Linked DNA regions of Homo sapiens: region 1 is linked to region 2. Evidence: read pairs that join two places in POLR2A ChIA-PET (ENCODE). Cell type or tissue: MCF 10A. All regions are shown on one strand. Links, peaks and the distances in the headings refer to the core of each region. The heading gives the core; the rest is flanking DNA.

The links. Peaks named below come from ENCODE experiments on the same cell type or tissue, not always from the same donor. Only the 100,000 strongest peaks of a DNase experiment are listed, where the experiment ranks them.
Region 1: POLR2A ChIA-PET joins it to region 2 with 7 read pairs; 3 of 35 experiments call an interaction of 5 or more read pairs at or near these places.

What each region holds. Positions count from the first base shown.
Region 1 is chr9:5,814,570-5,823,178 of GRCh38, forward strand. The region is part of intron 4 of ERMP1 (endoplasmic reticulum metallopeptidase 1); the gene reads right to left. Among named protein-coding and RNA genes, the nearest start is that of ERMP1, 14 kb to the right of the region's middle. In MCF 10A, for the core only: no CTCF peak of the experiment used is centred there; a DNase peak (open chromatin) is centred at 3,552.
Region 2 is chr9:5,876,242-5,884,850 of GRCh38, forward strand. It overlaps a transcript of BRD10 not described here. Among named protein-coding and RNA genes, the nearest start is that of MLANA, 10 kb to the right of the region's middle. RefSeq lists an enhancer at 3,380-3,881. In MCF 10A, for the core only: no CTCF peak of the experiment used is centred there; DNase peaks (open chromatin) are centred at 3,470 and 3,780.

The DNA.
Region 1 (8,609 bases), core at 438-8,437, 61 kb before region 2:
CCACCTCTACTAAAAATACAAAAATAAGCAGGGCATGGTAATCCCAGCTGCTCAGGAGGCTGAGGCAGGAGAATTGCTTAGACCTGTGAGGTGAAGGCTGCACTGAGCCAAGATTGTGCCACTGCACTCCAGCCTGGGTGACAGAGTGAGACTCCATCTGAAAAAATAAAAATTAAAAATTAAAAATGACCCAAAAAAGCAGAGGGACCCTATAGAAACAGACATACAAGTAATCCAGATACTGGAGTTACCAGACACAGATTCTAAAATAATTATGATTAATATGTTTTAAAAAACACAGATATCAGTAATTTCACCAGACAAGTATAATCTATTTAAAAGAGTCCTACAAATGGAAATCCTAGAATGAAAAAACATAACTGATGTTGCGAATTTTAATAAATGGGCTTAACACAAAGTTTAATACAGCAGAAGAAAGGATTAAAATTAAAGCATAAAAAGAAAAAAAGGTTGGAAAATACACAAATGTGAGTAATTGGAGTCCCAAAAGAACAGAAGATAGAATGGAGAAGATAAATGTTTAAAGACTTAATGGCCAAGAATCTTCCAAAACTCATAGAATTCAAGCCACGAATTCAAAAAGGTCTACAAACCCCAAACAAGATAAATATAAAGAAAAACTGTATCTGGCACCATTTACTTTTGAATACTATTCCCCACCAAAAGAAACCAAGCCTCCTTAGAGAAATGGCTGATTCCAGGTCTGGGACTAGCAAAGTACAAGGTAAGTTGAAACATCTGTGCCAGAAAGTAAGAAAGTGATCAAAAAGACATGTCAAAGGGGCTCAGGCACTGATTTGAAATAGACACCACTGGCCTAAACTGGGACAATTCATGCAACAAAATAAACAATAGTAACAGAATATATAGAGTAAAATTAAAATACATAAAGTACTGAAATAACAAAAAAAAAAAAAAAAAAAGGAAAATGGAAAGCCTTCCTTCTTGCAGAATTCCAACTATGACCTACAGGCAGAATGATGGAACCAGAAACTCAGCAGTAGCATTTGGTAAACATTGTAATAAAAATGCTTGGGGACAAGAGTCATCAATGATTGCTAAAACTAGGATCAAAGTTTTATGACAAACAGGATATTTACCTAAAGTATCTATCACTAAGGGGAAATCAGTAACTTGTACAAAGAAAGAAATAGTAGAAAAACCTGGCAAATAAATACCTTAATCAAACGATGAAAATGTAGTATCATTAATAATGAGACAAACAGATACCACATGCATCCTGATGTGATGCACTGAGGACACAAATACAAAAGGAAAAAGAACTATGATGATGGGGAAATACGTACATTACGAGATCTTATCATATTAAAATACTATTATTAAAATATTACTATTTGATATTAAGAAATTTATGCTAAAAAATACAATGAAAACCATACTGAAAAACAGGTAAAGCCAAACTATCATTAATTATCTTAAAACTTAGGATAATAGTTCCTCTTAGATGGGAGGGAGTTGTATTTGAGAAGAGAGGTTAAAAAAAATGCCTAGGCAGGCAAGGCAATCCACCCTCTTCCATGAGACAGAGTTAAAAAGATTTTCACCTTACAATAATTAAGTTTTCAACTTTATAATTAAATGCTATATTTGATCCTGGGTAGGAACCCAGATTTTTTTTTAAATGGTTAGGACATTAATGGAACAACTGGAAAAATCTGAATATGCATTATTATAGTTTAATATTAATATTTCTTGAGTGTGATCAATGTTCTGTTACAGAAGAGCATGTCCCTGTTTATCTGAGATGATCATCCTGAGATTATCAATTGACATGATTTTTCTCTTTATTCTGATAATGTAGTGAATTACACAGATTGATTTTCAAATATTATACCATCCTGTTGATCAACTTGGTTGGAAAGTATTATCTTTTGTATATATAAATATTCCTGGATTCAGTTTGCTAATACTTAATTTAGGACTTTTGCATCTAAAGTTGGTATTACCTACCCAAAATATCTACCAAAGCTGAACATATACACATCTTATGACCCAGCGATTCCACTCAGAAATGTGCATACACATACATGTGTACCAAAAGACATTTACGAGAATGTTCACAGCAGCACCATTCATAGCAAAAACCTGGAAACAACATAACAGCACCAACGGAATGGATCAATTGTTGTAGAATTGACTAGTGTTCGGCAAGAAAAAAGAATGAACTACAGATGAGGAAGTGAAGCTCGGAGTGGTCACATGACCTGTCCAAGGTTCCACGTGTAGAATGTGCTATAGCTAAAGTTTTGAGGTTTGACCTTAGATCATCTAACTACAGAGCCTATGCTTTTTTTTTTTTTTTTTGGTGACAGAGTCTCGCTCTGTCTCCCAGGCTGGAGTACAGCACCTCAATCTTGGCTCACTGCAAGCTCTGCCTCCCGGGTTCACACCATTCTCCTGCCTCAGCCTCCCAAGTAGCTGGGACTACAGGCGCCTGCCAATATGCCCGGGTAATTTTTTGTATTTTTAGTAGAGATGGGGTTTCACCATGTTATCCAGGAAGGTCTCGATCTCCTGACCTCGTGATCCGCCTGCCTCGGCCTCCCAAAGTGCTGGGATTACAGGCATGAGCCACCGTGCCCAGCCTTTTTTTTGAGACAGAGTCTCTCGCTCTGTCGTCCAGGCTGGAATGCAATGGCATGATCTCGGCTCACTGTGACCTCTGCCTCCCGGGTTCAAGCGATTCTCCTGCCTCAGCCTCCCAAGTAGCTGGGATTACAAGCGCCCGCCACCATGCCTGGCTAATTTTTGTACTTTTAGTAGAGACAGGGTTTCACAATGTTGGCCAGGCTGGTCTCGAACTCCTGACCTCAGGTGATCCGCCCGCCTTGGCCTCCCAAAGTGCTGGGATTACAGGCGTAAGCCACCACACCCGGCCAGAGCCTATGCTCTTAATCAGTACCCTATCCTACCTCCACGCAAAACCTTTTAGTTATCTTACAGAGTAAGGTGGCAGGCAGATACAGAAACATTTTCAATTGACATTCTTTCTCCTGCCATCATCTAAATCCTATGATGCTTCCAGCTTCTTGTGTGTTCATTTCTCAAGAATGAGCCTCATCTTTCTTAATGCAAAGAGTATGGGCATGCGTAACGTTCAGAGGAGGTAGGCCTCAGTGCCAAGAATAGTAAGTCAAAGTTCTCTAGAAGTCCAGGGAAAACAGACCCAGCTCAGCAGACCCACAGCATCCTTCCACTGCTTTACTTCCTTCAATCTCTAGTTACGGCATCAATACACAAAAGGAAAAAAAAAAAGGAGGAACTAATAAAAGAGACTAAGAGTGGTAAATATTATGATGGAAGCCAAGTAACATGAGGCCTGAAAACTGACTGAATTTGCCAATGTGACCTTTACAAGAATAGTCGTGGTGAAGTGGGGAGGCTAAAGCTGACTAGAATTGTTCAAGAATAGATCACATGGTGGATCTATCGATTTTGGTGGATCTCGGTATATCAAGGTGGATCACTTGAGCCCAGGAGCTGGAGAACTGTGAGCCATGATTGCATCACTGCATTCCAGCCTAGATGACAAAGCAAGATCCTATCTCAAAAAAAAAAAAAAGCAGTTATTCAAGACTATGACTACAGACCATTCTTTTGAGGAATTCTGCAGTAGAGGGTCAGAGGAATAAGACTAGCTAGCAGGTTGTGATAAAAGTGGTTTTCTTTAAAATGGAGGAAAAGGTATGTCTGCATGCAAATGGAAATGATCCTATAGAGAGAGAAAAATTAATGATGGAAGAAAGAAAAAAATTATCATGACCAGTCTCCTACTCATACACTAAAGGTATTTCCAATTTTCTACTCTTAAGAGAAAACCAAGACTGGACATGATGCCTCATGCCTTTAATCCCAGCACTTTGGGAGGCCAAGGAAGGAAGACTGCTTAAGTCCAGAAGTTTGAGACCAGCCTGGGCAACACAGTGAGACCCTGTCTCTACAAAAAGTAAAAAACTGGCTGGGCATGGTGGCACGTGCCTGTCATCCCAGCTACTCAGGAGGCTGAAGCAGGCAGATCACTTGAGCCCAGGAGCTGGAAACCAGTGAGCCATGACTGCTCCACCACATTCCAGCCTGGGCAACAAAGCAAGATCCTATCTCAAAAAAAAAAAAAGAAAAGAAAAGAAAACCCAAGATGACTTAGATTTATGTCAACTATTTCTGCAGGTTAAATTCCCAGAAATGGGTCTGCTGAACTGAAGAGCCTGCACATTTAAAAAAGTAATACATGTTGCCAAAATGCACATCTACATTCTCACTAACAGTGTATGAAAATGACTGCTTATACTCATCAGCACTGGGCATTATCATTTTACTAACTTTTTGCTGATCAAGTATTTTAAAAATCCTTACTGTTATATGTATTTGCATTTATTCTCAAATAAAACTGTTTAATTTGGCAGTTTCTTAAAAAGCTATGCATAAATTTACTATACATCCCAGGAATTCCATTCCTAGGTATCTAAAAGAAATGAAAATATACGTTTACACAAAGACTTACACATGAATGTTTACTCCAGCATTATCATAAAAGTCTAAAAGTGGAAACAATCCAAATATCCATCGATGGATGAATGGATAAACGAAACATAATACATCCATACAATGGGTTAGTCAGCCATTAAAAAAAAATGAAGTACTAATACATGCGACAATGTGGATGAACCTTGTGAAAGCTGTCAGAATCAAAACAGACTCACTTGCGTTAAAAACTCCGATAACGGAGCCAGGGAAGGCCATGAAGGGAGGGTTCTCATGCACAAATGCCTGATAACAAGAATTATCACAAAAGACTCTTCAAAAACCACAACCTTGCATAAAGGCCATTGCAACCTCATATCAAACAAAAAACTTCAGCAAGGACATCAGCCCAGCAACTGCCTGTCCAATCTCAGACTGGTGCCACCCTTGTTATTGATCCTTGTAGCCAAGGATAATTATCCCTAAAAAATTATGTAATCCTCTTCATTTTTCCTATAAAAACTTTTGTCTTCCTTTACTGCCCTGGTTTACTATGGCACATAGTTTCACAGTTTACTATGGCACATGTATTCCTACTGCAACACCCATTACTAAATACCATCTTCTTTGAGAGTCTCCCTCTGTTATTTAGATTAACAATCTGAAATACATTACACTAAGTAAAAAAACCCAAACGCAAACAATCACGTGTTGTATGATTACATTTATATGAAATGTCTACAGCAGGAAAATCTATAGAGACACAAAGTAGACAGGCAGTTGCCTAGGGATGGGGGAAAATGGGAGTGACTGCTAATGAGTTTCCTATTTGGGATGATAAAAACATTCTAAAATTGATTATGATGATGATTGCACAACTAAGAATTATATATCTCAATAAAGCTGTAACTTTAAAAAAAAGAATTCATTCTAAAGAAGGCTACAGGCCGGGCGTGGTGGGTCACACCTGTAATCCCAGCACTTTGGGAAACTGAGTGGGCCGATCACCTGAGCTCAGGAGTTCGAGACCAGCCTGGCCAACATGGTGAAACCCCGTCTCCACTAAAAATACAAAAATTAGCCAGGCATGGTGTCACACACCTGTAATCCCAGCTACATGGCAGGCTGAGGCAAGAGAATCGCTTGAACCCAGGAGGCAGAGGGTGCAGTGAGCTGAGATCGCGTCACTGCACTCCACTCTAAGCGACAGAGCGAGACTCCACCTCAAAAAGAAAAGGTGGCTATAAAGTAGCAGACAGAATATGATTCTATTTTTGCCAAGAAATATATATACACATATATAAATGTATATTAATGTTTGCATTTAGAAAAAAATTCTAGAAGAGTATAGACTAAACTATTACACTAGTTTGCTCTGGATGGTAGAATTACAGGGGCATGAATATTTTCCCAAGAGGAAAAAAGATTCTGTGACCCTTTTGCTATCAAGCCTCTCTCACTCATGAAATGAGGTCACTGGTCTGATAAAATCAAGTCATTCTTTCTGGCCCTTCTTAAAAATTAGGTAGTAATGATTATTCTAGTCACTAAAAACTCCCCAAATGAATGTCGCTCTCAGAAGTGACAAGGGAGTTCCAGAGCACAAACTGTTTAACCAAAAAGTTTCCAGGGCAGGACAAATATTATCACACAGAAAAAGGAGTATGGTTTAAAAAGCTGAGGACAGCACAATCTGGCATATACTCTCAAGCACAACTCCAAACCCAGGAGGGCCTTTATCCTCTTTTAGTCAAACATGAAAATAACACTAACTAGCTTTTTGAAAGCCATGCCCACAAGAAGCGCAGTCTTTTGTAGGCAGTGGCATTAAAAGTGACAGAGATGCTGGGAAAGGTATCAGAATGTCAGAAAGCACCCAGAAAGCTTTCAGGTATGGAGTTTAGCCAAAATAATGAGCTCCAAAACCTAGAGGGAGAAAAAATCATGTAAAATTTCAGAGTAAGGAGGGAAATAATCTCTTCAAATCTTTTGTATGACACCCCTCCAAAAAAATTAATTTTGAAACATGGGGATTTCAGAACAAGTAAAACATTTAAATTTTATGTTTATACTAACCAGTCATAAATCTGTTTTTTGCTTTATTATTAAAGTGATCATATACATTGCAAAAATTTAAATACATAAAATTATAGAAAGTAGTGCATTAATGACAATCAATTCTGGTCTTAAATTCATGAAGCAACAGAGAATTTAAACTGTTGTTTTACCTTTAACCTAGTCCTCCATTCCAGTCACACACAGCCCAGTTCTACCAGCAACTGCTCACCATCCAGCTAGGAGCATTATTAACAGTTTGTTTACACCCTTTCAGATAATGTAATTATTTTTAGAATTTATGCAGCTGCAGAATTTTTGTCTAAAACCATATGCATTTAATAAAAAGAGTAAGGACTCTGGGCTGCCCAGGCCTACCAAAAATGAGTACTTAATAAATGTAAATAAGTAATGTTAGTCAGTCTGGACCTGACTAGCCCTTGGTAAGTGTTTTAACCTCTCCGGACTACACATATGTAAAATATGTTAACATACGTACATAAAATACTTATGCATTAATATATATGTACATAGAAAAAAATCTAGAAAGGGTGCAGATTAAACCATAAGGCTGGTTTTTCTCTGGATAGGAGCAGTATAGGGGCAAGGTGCTGTGCTAATAAATTAAAAGCATGGAGATGAAGGCACTTAACACATAGTATACTTCAACATGGAAAATACACAGACACACTCCTGCTTACATGGAGCCCTGACATTTTTCACAATAGGAAAGAAGACTGAGTGTCCTCTCTCCTTCAGAATTTTCTTTTGCTGCTTTTTGATCTGGTGGTTGTTACATGTATGTGTTCCTCCTATCCTAACTGACATCCAAGAAATAGAAAGAGGCCGGGCGTGGTGGCTCGTGCCTGTAATCCCAGCTCTTTGGGAGGCTGAAGCAGGAGGACTGCTTGAGCTCAGGAGTTTGAGACCAGCCTGGGCAACATGGCCAAACCCCATCTCTACAAAAAAAGGAAATTAGCCGGGCATGGTGGTATATGCCTGTAGTCCCAGCTACTTGGGAAGCTGAGCTGGGAGGATGTCTTGAGCTCTCAAGGCAGAGGTTGCAGTGAGCCGAGATCATACCACTACACTCCAGCCTGGGCAACGGAGTGAGACCCTGCTTCAAAATAAATAAATAAATATATAGATATAGATATATCTCTATAATAATGTATCTACTCACTCTTGTAGATATTAGATCCCAGCTTCTTCTCATTAGTTAGAGTAAGAATAAAGCAGAAAGGTTTGAGAATTGAAAACAGAACCTTGCTGCTTCTGACATCATGACCTTGAGAATCTCAAACGCTTAGCTAAAGTAAAATATACATACATTTTGAAAGATAAAAGATTAAAATAAGTTTGATGGAGACTATTAAAATATAGTATTGTTTAGGTTATGAAGACATACTTAGCATAGTTTCATAATTTAAATAAAATCAGGTCTTAAGAGGGTGCTACAAAACAAGTTCCCACATCATCTTACTTCACCTAGCCCATCTCAGCACACAACACACTCTTGAATATTAAAACATCTAGCAAATGCTACATCTCTGGATAAAATGCATTACCCAAATTTCTAACAGGGCAGGGAAATGGAATGGAACTTCCAATGTCAAATTTTAGTATGCCCCCACTAAAAAAATCTATGAGCTCTGAATTTTGTTAATAAAGACAATTAAAACCCATTTATGCCTGAGGTTGCAATTTTTTTAATTTTTGCATGTGTGAAAAATCAGACCTTGGCGATGAGGCTTGAGCAGTAGGATATAAATAACTCCCACATGCTTAGCGTTCCAATAATGGAACACTAGGCATAAATAGGCTAAGTTGATATCCTTAGAAAAGTTTAATCATAAAACTAAAACTATTTCTCTGGGCCAGGCATGGTGGTTCATGCTTGTAATCCCAGCACTTTGGGAGGCCAAGGCAGGAGGACCACTTGAGCCCAGGAGTTTGAGACCAGCCTGGGAAACATAATGGGAGCCTGTCTCTACAAAAAAATTTTTAAATAGCCAGGCGTGATAGCAAGCACCTGCAGTCCCAGCAACTCA
Region 2 (8,609 bases), core at 194-8,193:
CCCTAGGGGCTGTTGCTGCTGCCTGTCGAGGACTACATTTTGAGACCCATTGAACAGGAAGACAATTTTATTTTATGTGACACCATGGTAGGCATGTGTAGCCTCTCATGTAACACTCACCACAGCTCTGCTGGAGAGGTGCTGGACAGTTTGTGAACCTCTGTTATGGGTTGAATTGTGTCCACCAAAATATGTTGATGTCCTAACCCCCTGGACCTCAGAATGTGACTTTATTTGGAACTAGGGTAGTTGTAGGTGTAATTAAGATGGGGTCCTATTGGGGTAAGGTAATCTGATATGACTGGTGTCGTTATAACAAGATACAGAAACACAGAGAGTGAAGAATGCCACATGAGGACAGAGACAGGGAGAAGACAGCCATGTGACAATGGAGGTGCAAATTCGAGTGATGCACCCACAAGCCATAGAATGCTCAGCACTGCCAGGCACCAGCAGAGGCCAGGAGAGAAGGAAGGATTCTCCCCTATAGATTTCAGAGACAGCATGGCCCTGCTGACACCACGCTGTGGCCTTCTAGCCTCCAGAACTGTGACACAGTAAATGTGTGTTGTTTTAAGCCACCCAATTTGTGTTACTTTGTTACGGCAGCCAGAGGAAACTAATACACTCTCAAAGCCAAACTAGCCTTAGGCTGTTCTCTCCAGGTGACTCAGCTGTTCTGTGAGTGCTGTGACTGCAACTGGCGGGACCTGGGATCCCTTCCTGAGTCAAAGAGAGCTATGGACATGAGGTGACCTGGTGCAGAAACATTGCCCAGTGGGGGCACTCTTTCCCGGATAGTGACGATTGGCCTAGCCAGCTCCTTTGACTGTGTGCGAGTGATAAAGAGGTAACAAGACGCATCAGAAGGAGCAAGCAGGGGGCATCCTGCAAAGCCATTCCAGCCACAGTCATCTCCTTAATGAAGAGGGGGCTTGTCCCAGGTCTCCAGGAAGCAGTTATGAAATTGTCCTGTTCTTCCTAATAATTAACTTATCTACCTCATCTGAGCAACCATTTGTGTGCCTCTCTTCTTTGCAATCTGGAAGGACCTAAAAAAATAAGAAGAATTCTAAATTAAAAATTACGATCTTCATTTCTCAGTTGAGCAAACTGAGGCTCAGAATGGTTAGGTAACTTATCCAGGGGCTAATAAACTGCAGAGATTGGTCTTAAACCCCTGGCTTCTATTTTACCATCGCATTCAAGTTATCTCTCAGGGGAAAGGCCCACGCAGAGTCTCTTGGTGTGAGGTGGCTTCTACTGTGAGCACCCCACATATCAGACTATGTGCCCTGCAGAATGCACAATGGCCACACCATGGGCTTGGGCAGGGGCCAGCAAGCAGTTTCCTCAACAAGCTACTAAGAAAAAGGTGGCTGCTCCCTCTCTGTCTTTGGCGCCCAGAGCTTGCCTCATTCTTGCCTCATGCATGTCTGCATCATTCATTCAACAAGCACTTATTAAATACCTTCTATGCTTCCCAGCCTTTGAGTGTTAAGGGTTCGTGCAGTTCTTTAATTTGAGGAGTTATCCTTCACACCCTTAACCACTAACTCAGTATCCCCCTCCCTAAGCAATCAATATGATTTTTACTATAGAGGAATTCATACAGGAAAGGGATTTATGCCTAAGGCTGTCCATGTATTGTCTGAAGAAGGTCTGCCTTCGAAAACATGTGTTCATGTGATGTAGACTATTAGAGGTTCAGAAAGGGAAACAGCAACTCAACAAGCTTTGGTGACTACTGAATCCAGTCCTTGGCATATCATAGGAGCTCAAGAAATGTTATGGACTAGTTGAAAGGATCTGGGCAATGCCTCTGTTAGAAATTATTTATCACCAGGACCAGTTAAAAATCAGTGTCTTCATTTATTTATTTACTTTTATTCATTCAAGAAATATCTATTGAGTCCCTACTGATAATGGAAAGGTGAATGAGTCAGTCCCTGCTCCTGAGAACATTAAGGAATAATCAACATGGAGGGTCCCTGGAACCAATGTTACTAAATAAATAACCGACCCTGGGGAAGAGCAACCATACTTAAAAGGCATCTTATGCTGGACTGTGTTTAGTTCCTGAGAAGTGTCCCCCTTGGGGAGGCACCATGTATAAGAATGGGAGTTGGGCCATTTGCCAGTTACTACTTATGTAATCCTAAATTATCTAAACTCATGAGCCTCATTCTCCTCTGTAAAAGGGGTGTAATAATCACACCTACCTGACAGCGCTGCTGTGAGGATTTGAGAAGAATATGAAATAATCCATGTAATAATCAGTTTGCTCAGTTTCTGGCACTCAGTAAGAAGACATACATTTAGTAGATATTTATGGGCTGAGCTCCTTGTGGAAAGGGATTACATTTTAGTCTCTTTGTTAACTACTTCGAGGAATAGGCCCATCAATCACACAAGAGGTGGGATCTATAATGACTCTTCATAATGATGTGGCCCAAAGAGTGTTTCTTGGAGCACCAAAGCCAACAAACACTTTCTTCATAATTAAATAGTTCGAGAAACTCTGCTGGCAATGCAACTGTCTTCTCTTGAAGATTCATAAGGTATATCAGTAGATTAAGGATGTTAGAAGAGTTTGTAATGAAGAAACCTGTTTAACTTTATTTAGTTCAGTGTTTTCCAATCTTATCGGACCAATAATGTACCCTGGAAGAACCCAAACTCCTGAAGCTTCAACTTGGAAGGAGATTCTGGGCAGAGAGATGGTTGATGCCAGAGCTCCTGCCTCTCCTGAGGGTTTCTTCTCCCCCATGGAGTTCTCACTTTACTCTCTGCTGTTGCCATCTATTGACTTCCAGGGTTGTTCTGACGCCTCATTAAAACTCACAGTAGAGCTGATGCTGGCTGAAATATTACAAAGACTTTGCTAAACATCAGAGGGACTTCCAGAAGAATACAAAGAAACATCAAGAAACACATCAGGCTGGGTGCGGTGGCTCACACCTGTAATTCCAGCACTTTAGGAGGCTGAGGTGGGCAGATCACTTTAGGTCAGGAGTTCGAGACCAGCCTGGCCAACATGGTGAAACCCCATCTCTACTAAAAATAAAAAAATTATCCGGGTGTGATGGTGCACTCCAGCCTGGGAAGGGCAACAGAGCAAGACTCTGTCTCAAAAAAAAAAGAGAGAAAGAAAAAGAGAAAAAAGAAACACATCAAAGCCTGATGGGAGTTGCAGCCCCCACACAGCCGGCTGCTGGCAGGCATTGTCCCCTTGAGACCCTGCCTCCTTTTCATCCCTAAAGGGCTGGTTGACCCATGATCAACCCAATCCCAATCCCCAATGCCAGCGGCCCCAAAGGAACCTGACCCTTGATGACCGCCCACACTGGTCTGGTGGCCACCGCTGGCTCTTTAAGATATGCTTGGGCCCTTGAAGCTTCTCTTAATTAACTGACAAGCAGACACTGGGCTGGACCAATTAAATGAGCTCAGGGATGACTCACTGGAAGGAAATGCAGAGATACAGAACCAGATAATCTGACTCACATGGTCAGCCTCTCTAGGTTCTAGCTTATTTACCTGCAGAATGTCAGAGATAATGGATTTATCCGACCTCTGACTATAATTCTAAAAAATCCCATAGCTCGGATCTCCCTGTCAGATAATAAGTCAGTTCTACTGAATTATTTTTTAATGTAACAAGACAAAAATGCTACGTAGAACTTACTTCTTTCTGAGACAGAATCTCGCTCTGTCTCCCAAGCTGGAGTGCAGTGGTATGATCTCAGCTCACTGCAACCTCCGCCTCCCGGGTTCCAGAGATTCTCCAACTTCAACCTCCCAAGTAGCTGGGATTACAGGCACACAGCACCATGCCCAGCTAACTTTTTTTATTTTTAGTAGAGACAGGGTTTCACCATGTTGGCCAGGCTGGTCTCACTCCTGACCTCAAGAGTTCTGTCCACCTCAGCCTCCCAAAGTGCTGGGATTACAGGTGTGAGCCATCACACCCCACCAGAAGTTTCTTTAAAAATAAAAAATAAAAAAACAAGCCAAATCCCAGCACTTTGGGAGGCTGAGGTGGGCGAATCACAAGGTGAAGAGTTAGAGACCAGCCGGACCAACATGGTGAAACCCTGTCTCTACTAAAAACACAAAAATTAGCCGGGCGTCATGGCACGCGCCTGTAATCCCAGCTACTCAGGAGGCTGATGCAGGAGAGAACTGCTTCAACCTGGGAGACGGAGGTTGCAGTGAGCTGAGATCCCGCCACTGCACTCCAGCCTCGGCAACAGAGTGAGACTCTGTCTCAAACAAACAAACAAAAACAAAAAACAAACAAACAAAAAAACACTGAAGTTCTTTAGCTCTTAAAAAGTCTGAATTAGTTTTCCCCACACAGACATGGTCAGGAAGAAATTAGAAAACATGACTCTGACCTTGGGCAATTTCAGTTTCTACCTGATCCCTTTCCCTCCCCTTCCCTTTCCTCCAACATTACTTTTTTTTTTTTTTTCCCTGAGATGAAGTCTCGCTCTGTCGCCCAGGCTGGAGTGCAGTGGTGCCATCTCAGCTCACTGCAACCTCCGCTTCCCAGGCTCAAGCAATTCTCCTGCGTCAGCCTCCTGAGTAGCTAGGATTACAGGCGTGCGCCACCACGCCCAGCTAATTTTTATATTTTTAGTAGACATGGGGTTTCATCATGTTGACCAGGCTGGTCTCGAACCCCTGACCTCATGATCCACCCGCCTCGGCCTCCCAAAGTGCTGGGATTACAGGCATGAGCCACCACGCTCGGCCCATTACTCTTAAAATTATAAGATCTCACCCAAGGTGGAGGAAATCACCTAACTCATCCAGGGATAAGAAGTTCTGTCAAAGGGTTGGTTTATTCCTTTACACACTTCACACACACACAATCCTTCCCCCACCCCTGACACCCTTTTCAACTATTTAAGGTCTGGGGGCTACTTCCGGGTATTTTTGGGTATCAGCAGGGAGACAGAAATGAGCAGGATTTATGGGAGAGTCAAATGCCCCTCTCAAAACAGTTAAAGGCCTTCCTTATAAATGGCCTCTCTCTGTAAATATAAAAACTAACTATAAGAATCTCAAACGGTCAGCCCTAAAAGACCAGGTCTTGTGGGATTGTAGAGTTGGCCGCTATGAAGGGAAGACTGGAAAAAGTGCCTCCAGAGACACGGGGTGGTCCACAGCCTAACAGTTAAAATGCTCATCACTTTTAAGAACTTTCCTAACCCCTTTAGTTCTTTGATGCTAAGCAGGGAAGAGGGAGGCTTGGAGACCAGGGATGTCCTCCCAGGTGGTGCTGGGGCCTGGGTAACCCTCAGGGTTGCCCTCAGGAGCCCTCTGCCTCTGGAACACCGTGCTTGGTAGGAGTTATTGAAGGGCTGTGTACAGTGAGTAAGCCCTTTCTTGTCAGCAAACCTTCATCAAGTCTTCAGAGCGATACCTGTCAAGAAGGATATGATATTTAGGGTGATGGTGACTGGGTAGGGAAAGGCTGATTTCTTTCAAAATTGGAAATAGAAAAATACACTGAAACAGACAATTGTTCTTAGTGTTGAAATATCATCCTGATTTCTCTGATGGTGCTACTTCCTAGGAAGTCACTAGAGATGAGATCTGAGTGACGGTTTAGTTCACTGAGGCTCTACCATGTGGCAGGCTCTGCGCCAAGCAATGGAGATACAGAAAGACGTAATCCCCACTCTCACAGAGCCCAGGAACCAGTGGTTGTGTCAGACATGAACAGGTGATGTCACTGTCATGCAGTAAGTGGTAGGATGAGAATATGAACGGGGAGCTCCCGGCAACCTTCCATAGTCTCCTGCAGGATTTTTAGATGTGCGACCCCATTCTTCTCACAGTGCTTAATAGGAAACAGCAAAGACTAGGAAGACTTCTCAGGGACAAATCCTAGCTCAACGAACCCAGTACTGTGTAACTGTGATGGTCACCATTTGCCAAATGTTGTAGAGGGCATCTCTGTCTTTGTCTCTGTGGGATCCCTTACTTCTTAATTTGGTGACAGCAATCTAGATTCTTCCTGAAGAATTACTCCTTCCCTGTTGCCTTAGCCTTGATGGGGTGTTAAATACCACCCCTTACACCCCACCTCTAGACACTTTATGCCTGAGCAAGGATTTCGCATGAGACCCAAGCTAGCCAAACAAGTGTGAAAGTAGTCAGAATCAAAATGGAGTCACTAATGTTAAGAAAACCCTGACAAATTGAACCCTGACAAATGAAAGAGGCTTCTCATACTTGTATGCCTGATAACAAAAGACTGCAAAACCACAGCCTTGCACAAAGGCCATCACAACCTTACACAAAAAATACTGCAAGGACAACTGCCTAATTACTGCCTGTCCAGTCTCACACTGAAGTCACCCATGTTATTGATCTTTGTAGCCCAAAATAATTATTTCAGGACAAGTATGTAATCCTCTTCACTTTTCCTTTAAAAACCCTTGTCTTCCTCAGTGTGGCGATTCCTCAAGGATCTAGAACTAGAAATACCATTTGACCCAGCCATCCCATTACTGGGTATATACCCAAAGGTGTATATGTGGCACATATACACCATGGAATACTATGCAGCCATAAAAAAGGATGAGTTCATGTCCTTTGTAGGGACATGGATGAAGCTGGAAACCATCATTCTCAGTAAACTATCACAAGGACAAAAAACCAAACACCGCGTGTTCTCACTCACAGGTGGGAATTGAACAATGAGAACACTTGGACACAGGAAGGGGAACATCACACACCGGGGCCTGTTGTGGAGTGGGGGGCTGGGGGAGGGATAGCATTAGGAGATATACCTAATGTAAATGACGAGTTAATGGGTGCAGCACACCAACATGGCACATGTATACATATGTAACAAAGCTGCACGCTGTGCACATGTACCCTAGAACTTAAAGTATAAAAAAAAACAAAAACAAAGACAAAACCCTTGTCTTCCTTTACTTCCCTAAATATGCACATAGTTTGCTGTGGCACATTACCATTGCAATGCTTTATTCCTAAATAAACATCTTTTGTTTTGGAGAACCTCTCTCTGTGTATTATTTAGTTTGATGCAAGATTCTCCAAGGAACCTGAACTTGTACACAGACAAAGATGAACATGAACAAAGCTAATTTCATTCTGGTGGCAGCAACCTGGAAGGTCATCCATGAATTCTTGCTACCTGTATCCCACAAAACAACTTCATCCTATTCCTTCTTCTTCTTTTTTTTTTTTTTTTTTTTTGAGACAGGGTCTTGCTCTTTCACACAGGCTGGAGTGTAGTGGTGCAATCATAGCTCACTACAACCTCATTCTTGTGGGCTCAGGTGATCCTCTCACCTCAGCCTCCTGAGTACCTGTGACCACAGGTGCGCACCAACATGCCTGGCTAATTTTATTTTTTTGTACAGACAGGTTCTCACTATCTCTCTATGCAGCCCAGGCTGGTCTTGAACTCCTGGACTCAAGCAACCCTCTCACTTCAGCCTCTCAAACTGCTGGGATTACAGGCATGAGCCACTGCACCCACCCCCTATTCCTTCTTAGGGACAGGCTTGCTCATATTTTTCTATAGTTTTGGGGACACCTTCATAACCTCCCATTAATTTTCTTAAGTAGCCAGAGTTCCTGTTGCTCACAACCAAAGAACCTGGACTGACACAAGGGTTTGCTCCATGCCAGACACACTAGGCCTCACCCTCCCTGAGAGAAAGAATTATTAGGTTTCCATTTTGCAGATAAAGAGACTGATGTTGACAGTCTTACACACCAAAAACACACGGCCAGTCAATGCTGGAGCAAGCATTTAAATAAAAATCAGAACCCAGAGCGCAGTCTCTCTCCTTTTTGTCCCTTCATATCACCAATCCAGAGCCCTGCCATTCAGGTATAAGCTGCTGCTTCTAGATCTCACATTGGTATGATTTACAGTTTACACAATGTTTTCACACACAACAATACAGGTAATCCTCATGGCCACCTGGGAGGTAGATATCTTCATGACACGGGAAAATAGATTTACTGCAAGTCTGGTCAACCCATTTTTTTCCCTGCTTAAAACCGTTCTGTGACTCAACACAGCCTACAAGATCAGTCCAAAGGCTCAGCGTGGTATTCCAGGCCCTGTGGCGCCCAGGACCGGGGCCTCAGGCCTGCCACTCCCTTTCTTGCACTTGGAGCTCCAGCCATATGGAACGACTCACAATTCCCTGAAGCTCACCAGACCGGTCTGGGGCCCTGAGCCCTAAACCACTGGGATGTCACCTTCCCGTCCTCACCCGAAGTTATGGTTGGTGAATGCCTACTTAACTTCCACTGGACTGGCCTTCATCTCATGCCTATGAAGGTGATCCCTACTTACCTTCCAGACACAAACACAGCCCATCTTCCTCTCAAGCCTCTTCTGTACCAATACCCCCACTGTACCCTAGACAAGAATCTGGGGTGGCTCTAGCATTATTAGATATTGTAGTGAACCCTGGTGTTGACTCTTCAATATTTTTCCACTCCAAAGGTCATTTTAATCCGTTCCTGTAATCTCAACCTTCCTGTGACTAGTCACAAATGGCCATGGGATTTACCACGTTTCTGATTTATTAGTGCTCTTCTCT